Regions from separate parts of the Homo sapiens genome. Here region 1 is linked to region 2. Evidence: read pairs that join two places in POLR2A ChIA-PET (ENCODE). Cell type or tissue: OCI-LY7. All regions are shown on one strand. Links, peaks and the distances in the headings refer to the core of each region. The heading gives the core; the rest is flanking DNA.

The links. ChIA-PET counts read pairs that join two places held together with the same protein. Peaks named below come from ENCODE experiments on the same cell type or tissue, not always from the same donor. Only the 100,000 strongest peaks of a DNase experiment are listed, where the experiment ranks them.
Region 1: POLR2A ChIA-PET joins it to region 2 with 14 read pairs; 3 of 35 experiments call an interaction of 5 or more read pairs at or near these places.

The regions. Positions count from the first base shown.
Region 1 is chr11:130,220,467-130,229,560 of GRCh38, forward strand. It overlaps ZBTB44 (zinc finger and BTB domain containing 44), which reads right to left. Exons shown (of 8, transcript NM_001301098.2): 8 at 6,211-9,094. Among named protein-coding and RNA genes, the nearest start is that of ST14, 65 kb to the left of the region's middle. In OCI-LY7, for the core only: no CTCF peak of the experiment used is centred there; no DNase peak of the experiment used is centred there.
Region 2 is chr11:130,167,736-130,177,212 of GRCh38, forward strand. The region is part of intron 1 of ST14 (ST14 transmembrane serine protease matriptase); the gene reads left to right. Among named protein-coding and RNA genes, the nearest start is that of ST14, 13 kb to the left of the region's middle. In OCI-LY7, for the core only: no CTCF peak of the experiment used is centred there; DNase peaks (open chromatin) are centred at 3,317 and 4,276; H3K4me3 peaks cover 1,989 bases; H3K27ac peaks cover 3,920 bases.

The sequences.
Region 1 (9,094 bases), core at 4,917-8,916, 55 kb after region 2:
CTGCATGCTGTGTGGGTGGCAGCTGGTTCCCCTGGAGACTGAGGGCTGCTGGGCAGAGCCGAGCTGCTTGGTGGTTTCCCTGCTCTTGGCTCTGCTCATCCCTCTGCCCCACTCCCTACCTACGCTTTCCTCTGGAAGAGGAACTGGAAAGTGCGCTGATGCACACGAGAGGTGGGGCAAACCGATGACTGTGCCTGGAACGGTCCAGGTGGAGAGACAATCAGCAAATTGGGGCAATTCCTTCCACACCTGATGCCTGTTAACAGAGGCCAGTCAGGGGCTGGCTGCCACGGCAGGCTCCACGGGGAGCACGGCGATTTGTGTGTGTGGAAGGGCTCTTGTTGTCATGTACCTCATGGGTGGAGGCACAGGGCCCTACTGTCCAATCCCACCAGGGTCTGGGAGAAGGCATGTGGGTGGGCATGACTGGTGGTTACAGAGCATTCCGATGACATGGGGAGGACTAGGGGTCCAAAGGTTCTCTCTTACTCAACTGGGGAGGCCTCTCCTTCAGTTTTCCCTACTCTCCATTGAGATAAGTTGTACACGTCTGTGTGTCTGTGTAGATACATGTGCATGTATTGGCGTACTTACAAAGCACAACGTAAAGTTAGAACTAACTCTTCCTCCAAAGCTAGTCTGTGCCAGTGTTTCTCTTGAGACCACAAGGAAATCCCTGCCGTGTGTGACAGCCTGTATCTATGTAGGGGACTGGAATGCTCATAGGCAAGTGGCGGGGGCGGGGTTCGTACTGGCACATATCGGGTACTATCGGATGAATCAATGCAAATGCACAATGCCCCTGTTTAAATCTCATCCCCTTCCCAGGCCTTCTCCAGGGCAGTTAAACGTTCTTATGAAAGCCATTTCATATCTACTGAATGAACACATGGCACATGCCCGTGAAGCACATCTGCACGCATAGGCATTCTGCGTCCTACACGCAGGAGTAGCTGTGTAGTCAGCCAGACTCTCTGTGGGAAAGACGTGTCTCGGGATCTGACAGGTACAGGTCTTTTAAATGGCATTTTAAATTCCCACAGATGCCAACAATTTGGATATGGAGAATGAGCTCTTTTAAAAATTAAAATCTATAAGTGCCGCAAGCACCTGCCTCTAGCTCACAGCCACAGGGTCCTTGGCTTGTGTTGGGGAAACAAGCTTCGACTTTGTCCAGGAAAAGCCATCTTTTTTTGAGCCAGAGTTTTGCTCTTGTTGCCCAGGCTGGAGTGCAGTGGCGCAATCTCGGATCACTGGAACCTCCGCCTCCTGGGTTCATGCGATTCTCCTGCCTCAGCCTCCCCAGTAGGTGGGATTACAGGCGCCCGCCACCACGCCCGGCTATTTTTTTGTACTTTTAGTAAAGTTGGGGTTTTACCACGTTGGCCAGGCTGGTCTCAAAGTCCTGACCTCAGGTGATCCACCCACCTCAGCCTCCCAAAGTGCTGGGATTAGCGACGCGGGGAATCTCTCCTTTAGCCTAATTCTGAAGCCCAACTCTTGAACTTGGCCTAATTCTTGCTCCATTTTCTCTCAGACAGTTCCCTCTCAAAGAAACCAACAACAGAAAAGGGAGGTTGCCTAAGCGTTTAAGGCCACACACTTGGTGTTGCTACAGCTTAGAATGCAGCAGCTATTCTCTACGGTGCACAGAGGACACCTGGACTGAAGATCAGGTCCGCCTCTCCCCACTCTCCCCACCTACCACGTCTCCGTCAGCCCCGATGTCACGAACACACATCCCTTCCTCTCCAGCCCTACTCCCATCCCCTTCTTCTGGGTTCTTACCCGAAGTTCTGTTGTAACTCAGGGGTCTCAGTTAAGTCCGTATGCATCCCTTTAATCTGCTTTTAATATTTCTAGAGAGGGCTCTGATGTTTCTGTGCTCGAAAATGTGAGACGATTCTCGATTTCCTACCAAATATAGCTGCAGTTCTTCAGGCCTTCTCTGACCTGGTGCTAGTCTAGTTTACAAGGTTTTCTTCCACTCTTTCCCTTCAGGGATCCTGCAAGGCTCAGCAAGCTACACTCCTTCTGTTCCCTCAACCTCTGAGGCTGCGTATTGCTTCCCGGAGTCATCTCCTTCTCCGTCACTTGTCTGTACAAATCCTACATCTCTTCCCAAGGAAGACCCAGCTCAAGTGGTGCCTCTGCCATGCTACCTTCCCTCACCCCTCCAGCCAGGTCTCCCACTTCTTCAAATTTCCAAAGTATACTTTTTGGTGTTTCTCTCAGGGCAATCAGTTATTTCTATCAGTTGTATTTCTGTAATTCTTCTTTACTTCTGCTTACTTCCATAAGTTCCTTAAGGGCAGAGACTTCATTCATTCAAACAACCTTGGGCCTGGGGACCCCCTGGTACAAGAAACAGATACGGTCACTGTCCTAGTGGAACTTGATGTAATGGGGTTTAGTCCAGCTGTTTAGTCAGTTACATTAGTAATAGAAGCGCAGGATGTTATGTGAACATAATACAAAGTCTCAACCTAGCAGGAAAGGCTCTGGGAGAGCTTCCTTAAGAAGGGATACTTAATATGAACTTAATGGATGAGGAAACCAGGTGAAGGGGAGAAAAACGGCAGATGCCAGTGTCCTAAAGAACAGTTCGGGGAAAGTCTAGCCAGGCTGATAGCAGTTGTTCTGAGGATTAAAGTTAGTATTAATTCATAACTCCTACAGCCTATTTCAGACCCTCATTTAAAAACGAGTGAGACTCTGAGACATTTGCTGAAGTGAGAGTTGAGGCTAATCATCAGGCAGTCTGATGAAAATAATTCTAGGTATTCTGTCCTAAAGTTCCCGGGTAAGTACCTGTAAGCACTGTCGTACATGGAGCTTATGACCACTTCTTGGCAACATTTAATCATTCCTTTGACAGTTTTTGAGTTCTCTGTACCAGGTACTACAGAGGACACACAAATAGAAGGCATATTCCCTGATCTCAAGAATGTAGTCAGGTGAGGGAGACACGCGAGCGTGATGCCAGTCTTGTAATCAACAGATGAGGCTTCTGAAGTGGTCACAACATACGAGGCATGGTTCTAAGCATTTTACATGTAACTCACTCGATTCTCACAACTCCTCTGAGGTAGATTTTGCAAGGCTGTGTGGCTGAGAAGTGGTTTGGTAAAGGCAAACAAAATCTACTGTGGGAATCTACAGGAGTGAGTCAACCTCAAACCGAGGCAGGTAGAAGGGGAGTGTGAGGGCTGAGGGGCGGGTTCCGGGGGAGTGGGGGGCAGGAGGCTTTCGGCAGGGCAGTGGCCTGATTAGAAAGATGACTGCAGTAGCAATGCCAAGGATGGACTGGAAGGAAGCCCAGCTGAAGGGAGGGAATGGCAGCAAGGAGGCTGGTGCTGTTATTAGGCCAGAAACAACACAGGCTCGGATGAAGCTAGTAGCAGCAGGGATGAATAATGGAAAATGTTATCAACAGGGCTGTGAAGGATAACCCTGTGGAGGTATTAAATAGATGACAGCACATGAGAAAAAATCGACCAGTGCACATCTTTAGAAAATGGTCACGAGCACTTCCTTTCACACCGTAAGAAAAAGTTACAATGGCTCTCCTTTAAGGTAATTTAGACACAGCCACCTAGAGAATTCACATTTCCCTCCAGCATTACCCTCCCTCAAAGGTTTCACAAAGTGCCAATGCACAAAAGAACCCCAATTCCTGTTCTTCCAGGAACTGTGTTTGGGAGAGAGCCGAGTCCACAGAGACTCCACCAAGTCAATACCTCTTGAGACTCCAGCCCTGTTCACGGCCTGATTTCTCAGTGGATCTTTCTCCCTGTAATGGGCAGGAAGGGCACCGTTTACGTGGATCACACATCTGTTAGTACTTTTCCTGTTTATCTTACTGGGTTTCTCAAGATCAAATAGCTAAAAAGTGCTAGCAGTTTATAAACCGTAAAACAAAATGAAAAGGATTGTTAGGCTAGGCACGGTGGCTCACGCCTGTAGTCCCAGCACTTTGGGAGGCCGAGGTGGGTGGATCACGAGGTCAGGAGATGGAGACTCTCCTGGCTAACATAGTGAAACACCATCTCTACTAAAAATACAAAAAATTAGCCGGGTGTGGTGGCGGGCGCCTGTAGTCCCAGCTACTTGGGAGGCTGAGGCAGGAGAATCGCTTGAACCCAGGAGGCGGACGTTGCAGTGAGCTGAGATCGCACCACTGCACTCCAGGCTGGGCAACAGTGAGACTCCACCTCAAAAAAAAAAGAACAGAAAAGGACTGTTTACTAATTTTGTAAATCATCTGCACTCAACAAAGAATTCTGTTCCTGGATGAAAGTTAGGTACACAGTTCCTACTATATGTACTGTTGTTGAACTGTCAGCATTTCTGTCTGAGCCCCAATTTAAAACGGGCTACAGAACATTTATTTGGTGTAATATTTTCTTGTTATGTCCTAAGGCAACTTTGTCAACAGAGGGTCTCTAGATGTCAAGAATCATCAAAGGCCAGGTCATTTGAGCTGGCCCTTTACTAGGGGTGTGTGTGGGGTACTGAGCCTAACTTTCAGGATCTCTGGTAAATGAGACACTCACTAAATGACTTCCAGCCAAAGGCAGCCAGAAATGTTAGTCATGGGAAAAATTAGGCAGGTGTGGAAGAAAGGGCATGGGATGAAGTGAGGAAGCCTTGCAAAACGATGCTAAAGCTAGCTCCACTTTCTCATCTACAAAACAGATAGGTGTAAAAATTTTAATTTTGCAGAAAAATTCAAGTAAATGAATTGGAATTTAAGAAAACAACAAAACAGCTTTCCCTTTGTCCATAAAGGTGTTCAAACCCTAGTTATAAATCTATTTGCTCAAGAGGACTGACTTTCTAGATTGAATATGCCCTGTGTTAGTTTTTCTATCTGTATAGAAGTTAACTCCCCAAAAAAGAATTACATTAAATTTGGGGGTTTGATGTTGTTACATGCAAGTTCTGCCCCTTTAAACCTTTGGTATGTTTGTAGATTTTAACTTTCTCAGTTTAGTTCTTAGAACCAAAATTCCTGTTCAAAAGAGAAAAAGCCCAAACTTTTTTTTTGCTCTATCAGTTGAGATACACATCTTTGGTCATTACTTTTAGTATCATTCTCTGAAAGGAATCTTTCTGGTACGTAATTTATATGCAAGTATGCAAAGCCAACTGACAGGTTCTCACTCTGTCACCCAGGCTGGAGTGCGGTGGTGCAATCTCAGCTCACTGCAGGTCTTGACCTTCCAGGTTCAAGCAATTCTCCCACCTCAGCCTCTTGAGTAGCTGGGACTACAGGTGCGTGTCACCAGGCCCAGCTTTTTTTTTTTTTTTTTTTTTTTTTGGGTAGAGACGTCTCCCTATGTTGTCCAGGCTGGTCTTGAACTCCTGGGCTCAAGTGATCCTCCTCCCTCAGCCTTCCAAAGTGCTGGGATTACAGGTGTGGGCCACCATGGCTGGCAAGGATATATCTGTTTTGAATTCTTCATTCTGCACTTATATACATCATCTGTGGTCAAGGCTACTGAAGAACCCAACATTTTCTGACTTTGAATGATTTGGTAAATTGTTAAAAATGCTCGACACACTGGAATGAAAGAGTGTGCTTCTTAAAATTTACCCTCTTCCTCTCTGAACTTAATTCTAAAATGATCCAGGTAGCTTGAGGTCAATAAAATAATTTTATTTGCCTGTTACTGTCATTCTAAAGACCGGTATTGTCAAAATCCACATCAGTGAATCTAAAGTTAGAAAACTTTTCCTTCCTCAGGATCTCATAGATTCATACCTATGTAATGAGCTGTTTTCCCCTGCTAGGTACCCACTTTTTACTCCTTGGTTGTAAGATATCATTGAAATGGCACCAATTGGTCTCTAGTCAATAAAATGTGACTTTATAAAGAATCAGAGCAACTTTGAAAGATGCAACCCACCCATTAGTACCCAGCTTTACACAAGAACCTGATTCAATAGCTCTAGGATTGGATGATGTCCTCTAACTAGCTGCCTTTATACTCTCCTTCCAAGTTGGGGTATGGTGTTTGTGAGATCTTTGCACTTAAGCTCTACTTCACCAAAAATTGACATGTGCTGTCTAATATAACCCTCTCTACTCTGTGCACTCTAAGTAGATAATTATTTAAGTAATGAATTACTCTGATGCCTTTTCTCACTCACATGACCGCAGGCAACACTGCCGCCCAGCAAACAATAAATAACAACAGCAGGAAGTTTTATTCCATAAAGCATAAGATATTTTAATGAGAAAACGAAAACAAAATCAAACCTTAGTCTCATGTTTCTATCTAAAGACACTCAAAACTAGTTTTTCCCTGCCCATCCCTTTCCTAACTGCAACTTTATGTGTGACCATGTAATAAAGGCCAGTTTAAAGATTTTTTTTTTAAAAAAAGTTTAAACCTTTTTTAAAAAGATTAAACAATCAGGCTAGCAAAAAGGTACTCAATACATATTTTCCTTATATCAAACAAGCTAATTTCAGTACAATATAACTATACAGAATATATACAATACACATGTTCACAAAGCAAACACTATAGGCTCAGAACAGATTTGAAAAAACATGATATTCACATTGATTACAATAACCCTAAAAATGATTGTAACGTTGAAACGGCACTTAGTTTACAAAAAAGGTCACAAAAATATATATATATATGTAGTCACCAAGAACTATGGTTCCTGTAAAATACTAATAGCCAGATACTAGTATATAAAATGTGAAGTTCTGATATTGTATACATTTTTTGGAAATAAAACAAAATCCAAAACCATTTTTGTTATTGTCAAAAGTCAAACATGCCAAGTTAACTTAGCTATGGCCAGTGTCACCAAGTAAAGCCATACTTGAATGAGATGACGACTGGATACAAAGCTGGTGAACTGGGGACTGGCACAGTTAAGAGTTGTACTAATTCTAGGAAAGGGGTAGAAGACATAAAAACACCCATCTATGTAATTTAATTCACATTTTCTCCCCTGCATCACCTTCCCTTGAGAGTTTCACAAAATGCCAGTGCCCAGAAAGAATCACAATGCTATAACTGGCAGGGTAAAAAAGTCCCCCCGCCCCGACTTCCTTGCTGCCGGGCTATAGGCAAATATTAAAGCATGCATCAGCTACCCAAAGCCATCAGTCACCCATCTGGAAGACCATGGTGTACAGTTTCCGCCTAGGCTGGCTGCACTAGGAAGTACTCCAGTTTTTAAATGGAGCCAGCTTTATGTTAGCCCTGTAAAATATTGAGCTACTGTAGCAGCAAATATGACATTACAGAAAAACAAAATTTTATTTAAAAAATTGTTACATCAAAATTTTTTTCCTTCAAATCTGTGTCCTTTAACCAAACAACAGTTTCTTCTATCACTTAATTCTGGTCTTATTACCTCAGTCTGACTTTCTCATTATGCTTCTCTGGAAAGACACTTCTAAATCCTGGAGATTAAATTTACTCTTAAAAATGGAAATACAGGAATTTTAAAGTAAAAAGAAAAGGTCTGTTCTAAAAGTTCTTTCACAAATATATATATTTAAATATTAAAATAGGCTACCTAGGATTTTTATAAAATGGCTTTTGAAAAGATAGTAGAGGCACAAAGAAGCCATATACTATCCTCCAAGTTGGACATAAGGTGCCACAAGGCTGCCCTACAAAGAGGCAGGCAATCTCTACCTGATGCAACGGGAGGCACCAGTAAACAACAGAAACATTAAATACATTATTGGGAACTTGGACCAAAACCAAATTTTACTCTATTAGGGACCGTTGCTTTTTTAAAAAATACCTTGAGATATAAGCATTAGAAGTCATCACTTTGTACAAGGAAGAAAATGAATACAGTTTATGATCTTACTCCTTCCAAATACCTGATGTCACTCATTTCAGGTACCTGAAAGATGAAAAGCAGTGCAACTTTCAACAATTTAATGGACTACTCTCATTATGAGAGACTTTACACAGCATCTGTCAACTTGAAAATTAAATTGGTAACTGAAATAAAAAATCGCCTAGAGAAAACACACATAAGCTAATCCTAGAAAAGGCTCTCCTTAGAAAGCAGGTGTTTCTAAGAACTGCAGGAAAGGCTTCCCATCTTGAACACAGCTTCCACTAATACCAAGGGAAACGTGCATTAAGAGGAGAGATGACAGGGCTCCCTTAAAGCAGGAAGATTTATCCTTCCTCAGCAGGTGATGTACTTTGGTAACCTCAACATTCATTTATGGGATGATTTTTCATCTGTTTTATTGAATAATGAAATCTAAATGTGGCTAGATTGGCATTTGGGAAAACAAGGGCCTTTTAATAAAAGTCCTGACACTGGAGCTCCTCCCACCACTAGGCACCAATTTTATCAGTATATCGCCACAACCGTGCCTGGGACTTTAAGCTTCATCAGCAACATCAGTCAATTTAAACGAGAAAGGAACTAATAAAAGAATTTGACTTTATAAACCAGGTACTTTGAACAAAAACTAAAAATTTTAAAGTTAAAAAAAGTTTTGTTTTTAATCCGCAGTCCTTACTCTTAAGTTCTCTGTAAACTATTATGCACACAGAAACCTTGGTATTAGCTGAAGCCGGCCTGGGTCTTGCACAGTGGGGGTTTACTTAAGTAAAAGTAGCACAAACATTTCAAAGACAATCTCAATTTTTCAGATACTGCCAAACCGAGATACCAATAACATCTGAAATCTTTGCAGAGACTATTTATAAAAACATGGAAGTGTTTTTATTTTCCCATCATAAAAATATAATCACGATAGAGTGGAAATGTCTAACTGTATTAGTTTAGTAAAAAGTTAAAAAAAAGTATGACCACTGATGGTACTGGTACTACAAGTCTTCATCCCATAACTGACACAGGCTTAACCCCCCATAAATATTACAACATCTCAACTTATCTATCGTCTAAAATGAAACATCCAGAGAGCGACTGTTCTTAGTTGAGCCTGGGATTGAATCAATTCCACTTTATTGTTTAATCTGAACCATTATTGCTTTTGGCTAATTCATCTTGCTGAGGACTTTCCAAATAAAAATACTCTGTCACCATACTGTCAAGCAAAAACGACAATGAAAGATAAAAATGG
Region 2 (9,477 bases), core at 2,484-6,483:
ATAGGGTCTTGCTCTGTCGCCTAGGCTGGAGTGCAGTGGCGCGATCTCGGCTCACTGCAACCTCTGCCTCCCGGGTTTGAGCAATTCTCCTGCCTCAGCCTTCCAAGCAGCTGGAATTACAGGTGTGCGCCACTGCGCCAGGCTAATTTTTGTATTTTTAGTAGAGATGGCGGTTTCACCATATGGGCCAGGCTGGTCTTGAATCCTGGCCTCGAGTGGTCTACCTGCCTTGAACTCCCAAAGTGCTGGGATTGCAGGCATGAGCCACCGTGCCCAGCCTATTTTTTTCATTTAACATTCTATCTTAGATAGCTTTTCCATGTCATTATCTACTTTTTGAAAAACGATTTTTGATTGCCTTATAAGCTTTCATCGAGGGAACATATCATTCTTTCCATCTTCTTATTTTAATCGTTTTATTGTTTGGGTGTGTTACTTGAATGCATCATTGGACAATTAATAGAAAAAGAGCAAACAGAATGAGGAAGGTAATTGGCAAGCAGACCCTGTGGAGGCCACGCTAGTCAGACCTCTTGTGGGTTATGCTGGTGAATTCTGGAAACGGTGTCTTCAAGGGAAGATGACTAAGGGTGAGATGGAACCAGATGGCCAGGGTTTAGAAAACATTTTGTTTGAATGATCAGAGGAGTTGAGCATGTTTAGCCAGAGGAGGTGCAGACTGAGAGAGCACACGAGCACCGATGTAGAGCTTCCACTGGAGCGTCTCCTGAGTGGGGAAACTAGGCTGGTTCTGTTGCAGTGCTAATTAGTGCAGAGGTGATTGCAGTGCTGATCACACTTGGTGGAAGGAAGAGCTTCCTAATACTCGTACTAAGGAAAATGCTATTTCTTCCAAAAGGATGGTCTCGCGAGGATGAGAGGTGGGTGACATGCCCTGCAGAATCTGTCTCGGCTCTGAGAATCCAATTTCAAGGGTAGATCCAGCAGTTCTCCCCTCGCTTGTATCCTATTCCCCCAGGATAGAGTCTGGTTCTAATAGAGGACACAGACTTCCTGGTGCCCTCCCCTGGGGGTGGGGCCCCTCTGTTTGCATAGTTGGTCCTTTCCCCAAAACAGGTGCTCAGATTTGTAGCCATGGAAGCGTGTTTTAGAACTTACCCAGTTCTAGAGGCTGCAGGCAGGCTTGGGTTTTTCCCACTAGCTTCTGCAGATCCCTGGGTCCACCAAGTCAGAAACAGACTGTGGCACCTCCATGCCATGAAATATGACTCAGCACTGAAAAGGAACAAGCTGATGGATGCAACAACTTGAAAGACCTCCAGGGAATTTTGTGCAGTTAAAAAAAAAGCCAACAGTCCCATACATACCATATTATTTATTTATATAATATAATGGGTTTTTTTTTTTTTTTTTTTTTTGAGACAGAGTCCTGCTCTGTCCCAGGCTGGAGTACAGCGGTGTGATCTGGGCTCACTGCAACCTCCGCCTCCCTGGTTCAAGCGATTCTCCTGCCTCAGCCTCCCGAGTAGCTGGGACTACAGGTGTGTGCCACCACACCCAGCTAATTTTTGTATTTTTAGTAGAGACAGGGTTTCGCCATGTTGGCCAGACTGGTCTTGAAATCCTGACCTCAGGTGATCCACCCGCCTTGGCCTTCCAAAGTGCTGGGATTACAGGCATGAGCCACCACGCCTGGCCTATATAACATAATTTTTGAAATGACACCATGTTAGTAGTAGAGGACAGATTAGCGATTGTGGAGCTGAAGGGGTGGGGGACAGGAGGGAGGTGGCTGTGGTTACAGAAGGCCATGGGCATCCTCGTGTTGGAGCTGTTCAGAATGTTGACTGTGATGCCAGAGACAGGGGACTACGCTAGCGATGACATAGATGGAACTTAATACTTAACGTGAGTAGCGGTGAAACGGGAAGTCTGAATAAGATCCGCGGATGATACTGCTGTTGTGGTATTATGATACAGTTTTATGAGGTGTGACTATTGGGAGAAACTGGGCAAGGATCTCAGTATGATTTCCTACAACTGTATGGGAATCTACAAGTATCTCCATAAAAATGTCAGTAATGAAAGGCACACTAGCTCGTGAAATCAGAATGTGGATTTAATAAAAAGTCAAGAAAACGAATGAAAAGAAGTTACTAGGTGCTGGCTGCACCTCTTGTTTCTCTTGTCGGGTTTTGGGGGATCTGCCTGTTTGTGCTGCTGCAGGCAGATGCTTCTGCTCTGAGTCCGGTGACTTGGGGCAGGAGGAAGGTGGGGCAGCTGGGCCGGGAAGTAGGTCTTTGGCACATAAGGAGAGGGCTGGTGCAAACTAAATGGGATCGAAGAGGCAGAGATGGAATTTTCCGGCTAGAATTGGCAAAAGAGGTTATGTCCTGGTGTGTGTGTTTTGGGGGCGACACACTGAACTGAGGACCAGGAGAGATCCGGCAAAGTCGAACTTTAAATGGGGCCTGAGGACAGTGGGTGGCCAGGCCAGGTCTGACCCCAGAGAGCCTGGGGGACTGTCAGCAGAGCCCTGAGGTGTGGACTGAGTATTTTTTCCCCTTCTTGGTTGAGGGCACTTGGCAACTGGCAGATTATTCCAGCCTGCCCTGGGGAGGCTGCCTAAGTCTGGCTATGGGGAGAGAAGACCTTCCATCAACCCATCAATTAGTCAATCAAGTGCTAACTCTGGGCAAGGTTGAGGGTGGAGGGGGAGGGAGAGAGGCAGTAGGAAGAGGAAACCGGGGCACTGTGACCAGCCAGGACTTCCTGGTCCACCCAGCATGGTGCAGGTTGGGGAAGAGGTGAGGCCCCAGGGAGAAAGTACGGTGGCTTGTTGTGGTCCCGGGAGGATTCCTGGCAAGGCTCAGCTTTGGCCTGTGTGCTGGAGGGCAGGCAGGTTCGGTAGGCGGTAGGGGAGCCCAGCCATTCCGAGCAGGCAGATGGGTTCCTAACCGAGAGGTTAGGAACCTCTTGGTTCCTAACAGGCTTGGGGGCCTTTCTGGCTAGAGCCAACGTCAGAGTTGAGGGAGCCAGTGCCCTTAGACCAATGTTAAAGGAGTGACGACCCATATACAGTGGTGGGCACAGCAGGGGCCCGTCTCTTGGGCCCAAGAAGTGGGTTTTGTAGTAGATAGAGTTTTGCAGAGTGTTCCTTTTTTTTTTGTTTTTGAAATCAACACTGTATTTATTGATTTAGACTACTTTATTGAGGTATGATTGATATGCAAAAAGCTGTACCTTTTTGTGACATTACAGACAGGGGCCTGTGCTAGCAATGACATAGAATGGAACTTAATATTCACATGAGTAGCAGTGAAACGGGAAATCTGAATAAGATCCACAGATGATACTGCTGTTGTGCTTATCACGAATGACAGCAAGATAGTGTCAATTAAGACAGCCATTTCAAGCTACTGACATCCTGCTCTTTTCTCTTGTTTTTTGTTTCTTTTGTTTCTATTTAATGTGTACAACCTGATGAGTGTGGATGTATGGAAACACCAGTGATACCATCCCATAAGTTAGGCTGCAAAATATCCATCACCTTCCAAAGTTTCCTCCTGCCCTCTTTATCTATTATTCTATTTATTTATAATAATAATTACTATTTTGTGATAAGAACACTTAATACAAGATCTCTTATTGAAGGTATGGACCACCTTTTGTGTATCCATTCATTTGCTAAGGAAAATGCTTAGTTTGTTCCCACATCTTGGCTTCTGTGAACAGTGCTGCAGTGAGCATAGGATGCAGCTCTCTCTTCAGATCCTGGTTTCAATTCCTTCCTTTGGATAAATACTCAGAAGTGGGCTCGCTGGATCTGCAGAGCATGATCTCTCTGGGCTTCAGTTCGCTTTTCTGCAATATTGGGGGGGTCTCTTGAGTGGTGCAAGATCAAAGATAACCAGGTCCCCGCACGTTTGTGTCTTTCCACAAGGTCAGACTTTTATTGATGCAATTTCAATCATAAACACCACTAGCCACATGGAGTTCCCAAAAAGACAATTCTCCTTAGTACTTCCTGTTCACTCAGGAGGCAGAGCCTCGGGCACACAGGCTGAAGCCACTCCACAAGTCAGTCAACATTGCAAGCCATACATAATCATATACTTAATATATAAATGTATAGATTAAACATCCCACATCAAAGTAACATTTATCATCAAGAGAAAGGGGTTAGGAAAAAGGGTTAATGAACCAGTCCAGGGAGAGCCACGAAGACAACAAGACCCTCCTGCCCTGGCCTGGGCAGTCTGTCGGTTTCGTGGGGAAGAGTTTCTGATGTTGGCAGAGGCTTCGCTGGCAGATGCTAGGTGCTTATCATGAGTGACAGCAAGATAGTGTCAATTAAGACAGCCATTTCAAGCTGCTGAAGTCTTGCTCTTTTCTCTTGTTTTGTTTTTTTGTTTCTTTTGGTTGCTTTTTTTTTTGAGACAGGGTCTCGCTCTGTTGCCCAAGCTGGAGTGCAGTGGCGTGATCACAGCTCACTGCAGCCTTGACATCCCAGGCTCAAGTGATCCTCCCACCTCAGCCCGCTGAGTAGCTGTGCCACCATGCTAAGCTAATTTTTTTAAAAAATTTTTGTAGAGATGGGGGTCTCTCTGCATTGCCCAGGCTTGTCTCAAACTCCAGGGCTCAAGCAATCCTCCCACCTCAGCCTGCCAAAGTGCTGGGATTCCAGGCATGAGCCACTGTGCCTGGCTGTCTTCTTTTTTTTTTTTTTTTTTTTTTTTGAGACAGAGTCTCAGTCTGCCACCCAGGCTGGAGTGCAGTGGTGCGATCTCGGCTCACTGCAAGCTCTGCCTCCCAGGTTCACGCCTTTCTCCTGCCTCAGCCTCCCCAGTAGCTGGGACTACAGGTGCCCACCACCATACCCGGCTAATTTTTTGTATTTTTAGTAGAGACGGGGTTTCACCGTGTTAGCCAGGATGGTCTTGATCTCCTAATCTCGTGATCCGCCCGCCTCAGCCTCCCAAAGTGCTGGGACTACAGGCGTGAACCACCGCGCCCGGCCATTGCTGTCCTCTTCCTATGGCCACAGAGTCCTCTACTGAGGACAGACAGTGGAGGAGTGTGTATGTCCTTGTCTGGCTGGATGCCGTGTTTATTTATTTGCAAAACATCTTGTCCCTGTTGACAAAGTGAAACATAAGATGAGGTCTTTTTCTAGGATGGAGTTATTTATGTCAAGGGTGCTGTGTACGAGCCTCACGCATCTGCAGTGGGACCCTATAGGAGGGCAAAGAACCAGCTTCAGTGAGGACTGCCTGACACAACTCTCTTCTTTCCTTTCTGGGGAGCTGGTGCAGGGGAGGGTGTGGCGTCACCACGCGAGTGGTCAGGACTGAGAGCCCTGAGCTGCTGGGGCAAATACTTTTCTCTGTGCCTCAGTTTTCCCCCTCTTAAAAGTGGGTTAATAACCACTTACGGCCTTCCAAATAGAACATAATTAGCTAATTCCTGCTAATGACTGAGGCCTACCTACTGTCTCTCTTTGATTTTAATTTCTCCACCCACTGTTTATCCATCTGCCAAAAGCCAGGCAGCCCAATTCCTCCCTCTGGTCTGGTGGAGCAGCTGAAGTTCAGATTCAAACTTCAAAACAAACTGAAAGGCTGGGCGCGGTGGCTCATGCCTGTAATCCCAGTACTTTGGGAGGCCGAGGAGAGCAGATCACCTGAGGTCAGGAGTCGAGACCAGCCTGGCCAAATGGCGAAATCCTGTCTCTGCTAAAAATACAAAAATTAGCCAGGTGTGGTGGCGGGCGCCTGTAGTCCCAGCTACTCGGGAGGCTGAGGCAGGAGAATCACTAGAACCTGGGAGGCGGAGGTTGTGGTGAGCTAAGATGGTGCCACTGCACTCCAGACTGCGTGACAGAGCGAGACTCTGTCTCAAAAAAAAAAAAAAAATCAAACACCCTCCAACAAAAAAAATGAAAGACCTTAACAGCACAAGTCTGTAGTGTGGGCCTTAGTGAGGAGCGACCTGGCAGGTCTTTCCAGGATCCCAGGAGCCAATCCTTGGCTGGCCCACATCTACCCGCCCTTGTCACTCTGTCCCGACCCATGGCTCCAGGAGGGCTCTGCTGCTGTCCCGCTTCTCTGTAACCCCTCTGTCCACTTTCTCTGGGAGAGAGCAGAAGGCCAGCCAGGGTGTCCCTACCCACTTGCACCCATGGGTGGTTTACCCCACAAGACCAGAGAGTGCTGGCCAGGTCGCAGCATGCTCTGGGCCTCAGCTTACACATAAAGCTTCTGGTAGTTTCCAAAAACATTTTTTAAGACAATGAAAACCTTGTTTCAAATACTTTTTTTGCAGAGCCTGAAAATAATGAAACAATTGGCTTGAAGCAGGAGCAGGACACAGAGGGCCTCTGGATCATTCTTTAAGACAAGTTAGGGATTCAAAACCACGGACAGACCCACAGCAGCAGGAGGAGGGAGTCTGCCCACAGGCTGCAGCCCCAGGAGCTGCTTTTCCACCTCTGAGGTCTCCCAAGGGATTGTCCCATCCCTCCTCCTGGGGGCCCACAGCCAGGTGAGGGAGGCGGTGGCCACAGCAAATACACTCATTATTTTTGGACATCTTTGTGCCATGTAGGTGTCTTCAAGAAATATCACGTCCAATTCTTACAGCCGCTAGGCTTCATTTTCAGATGAAAAAAGGGTTAAGAGAGGAAAATTTATCAAAAACCCAGATAGCTGAAAGTGTGGCAGAGCTGAATTTTGAACCCAAATCTATCTGACTCCAAATCCAGTGTTGCTCTCCTGGGCCCTCTGCTGCTTCTCCTGGGGGTGAGGTGTGTGGGTGTGGGGTGGGGGTGGGGGTGGCAGTTATTACCAACTCCCCGTATAGAGCCACCCTTGACATAAGTAACTCCATCTTAGAAAAAGACTTCATCTTCCATTTCATAGGGCACTTTGCCCACAAGGACAAGGTGTTTTGCTTGATAAATTTAAAGACTGCAAACAAACAGACAAGCATCCTCCTCCACTGTCAGTCCTCACCAGAGGACTCTGTGGCCATAAAAAGAGCAGGACTTTGGCAGTTCACCCTCTGCTGTCACTGGTGATAAGCACCCAACATCCACTGCCAAAGGCTCTGCCCACATTACAGACTCTTCCCTGAAAGACTGATGAACCAGCCAGCCTAGCCCAGCCCAGACTTTTTTTGTCTTCGTGGCTCTCCCTGGACTGGTTCATTAGCCCTTTTTCCTATCCCCTTTCTCTTGGTATGTTTTTCAGGTTTTGCCATAAATGTTACCTTATGGGTACCTGATAATTACGCGTCTAGTATATCTTGCATGGCTCTGCATGCCGAGAGAGCATTCATGTAGGAGAACTGCAGGTTAGGTGGTACTCCTAACAGAAGTGTTCTCTGAATTTCATTTATGACTGGAATTTCAAGCGGAATGGCAAATTCATTATATCTATCACGTGCCATCCCTAAGATAGCTGATTTTCTTGGATTCGTTTGTCCTTGTGTTAGATTTTTTCAAGTCCGTCTCCAGATTTTGTTGGGTCTGAATATGGGTGGACAGATCTCCAGGCTGATGTGATCCAGTCCCAGAGGGCTAGAACATATCTTGGCTGATTGGTGGGTTTTTTTTTGTTTTTTTGTTTTTGAAATGGAATATCACTCTTTTCTTTTCTTTTCCTCTCTCTCTTTCTCTCTCTCTCTTTCTTTTTGTTTTTGAGATGGAGTTTTGTTCTTGTTGCCCAGGCTGGAGTGCAATGGCGCAATCTCGGCTCATCCCAACCTCCGTCTCCCAGGTTCAAGTGATTCTCCCACCTCAGCCTCCCGAGTAGCTGGGATTACAGGCATGTGCCACCATGCCCGGCTAATTTTTTGTATTTTTAGTAGAGACGGGGTTTCTCCATGTTGGTCAGGCTGGTCTCAAACTCCTGACCTCAGGTGATCTGCCCACCTTGGCCTCCCAAAATGCTGGTGGGATTACAGGCGTGAGCCACCACACCTGGCCTGGAGTCTCACTCTTTCTTGCCCAGGCTGGAGTGCAATGGTGCGATCTCGGCTCACTGCAACCTCCACCCCCTGGGTTCAAGCGATTCTCCTGTCTCAGCCTCCCGAGTAGCTGGGACTACAGGCGTGTGCCACCACATCCAGCTAATTTTGTATTTTTAGTAGAGACGGAGTTTCATCATGTTGGCCAGGCTGGTTTCAAACTCCTGACCTCAGGTGATCCACCTGCCTCAGCCTCCCAAAGTACTGAAATTACAGGCGTGAGCCACCACATCCAGCCTTGGCTGATTTGTGGTTCTAATGGTTTATGGTTTGGTAGTTTTATAATAGCTCATGACAGTTTCCTGCTCGTGTAGGGATGCAATGCGTTTCTGTGCCTGATAGTGCCGTGGTGTCTGCTGCATTCTCCCACAGATGTAGGGGCCAGTCTGCATCTGTGCTCTGTCTTTGGCAAAAATCTGTTCTCAGTTTCAGTAACTCTGCTGTGGTGTAGTCTCCGTCCTCACTGGTGTCCTGAGGACTGTGATTCTCATAGTTATCATTGGTACCTCTTTTTCTAGTTATTATAGGTCTTGCTGTATATACCCACCCCAAGGGTCATTGTAATGTCCTAAGTTCTCTGCAGGGGGTTCCCTTGGTCCCAGGGGTTCCTCCTTAAAAGTTACCCCTGACAGGGATTTACTTTTCCTTTTTTTTTTTTCTTTTTCTTTTCTTTTTCTTTTTTCAGACAGAGTCTCGCTGTGTTGCCCAGGCTGGAGTGCCGTGGCGCAATCTCGGCTCACTGCAAGCTCCACTTCCCGGGTTCACACCGTTCTCCTGCCTCAGCCTCCCGAGTAGCTGGGACTACAGGTGCCCACCACCACACCCAGCTAATTTTTTGTATTTTTAGTAGAGATGGGGTTTCACCCTGTTAGCCAGGATAGTCTCGATCTCCTGACCTCATGATCCGCCTGCCTCGGCCTCCCAAAGTGCTGGGATTACAGGCTTGAGCCACCGCACCCGACCTACTTTTCCTTAAAATTCCTTGAGCTGGCTCTTTGCCTGTCTGGCGATCTGTGAGATACTTTGCATTAAAAGTACAGGGATTTTTTCTTTTAGGGCTTAACTTTTTTTTTTTTTTTTTTTTTTTTTTTTGAGACGGAGTCTCACTCTGTCACCCAGGCTGGAGTGCAGTGGCATGATCTCGGTTCACTGCAACCTCTGCCTCCTGGGTTCTAGTGATTCTCCTGCTTCAGCCTCCTGAGTAGCTGGGACTACAGGCCCATACTACCGCACCTGGCTAATTTTTTGTATTTTTAGTAGGGATGGGATTTCACCGTGTTAGCCAAGATGATCTCGATCTCCTGACCTCGTGATCCACCTGCCTTGGCCTCCCAGAGTGCTGGGATTACAGGCATGAGCCACCGTGCCTGGCGGGGCTTAACATTTTTAGGGTCCTCAAGTCTGACTGTACATCCTCAGGGGGTCATACAGGGAGTCTTTCTGACTTCCAACTCTATTTGGGCAATGGTTCGATTTCCCACCTTAGCC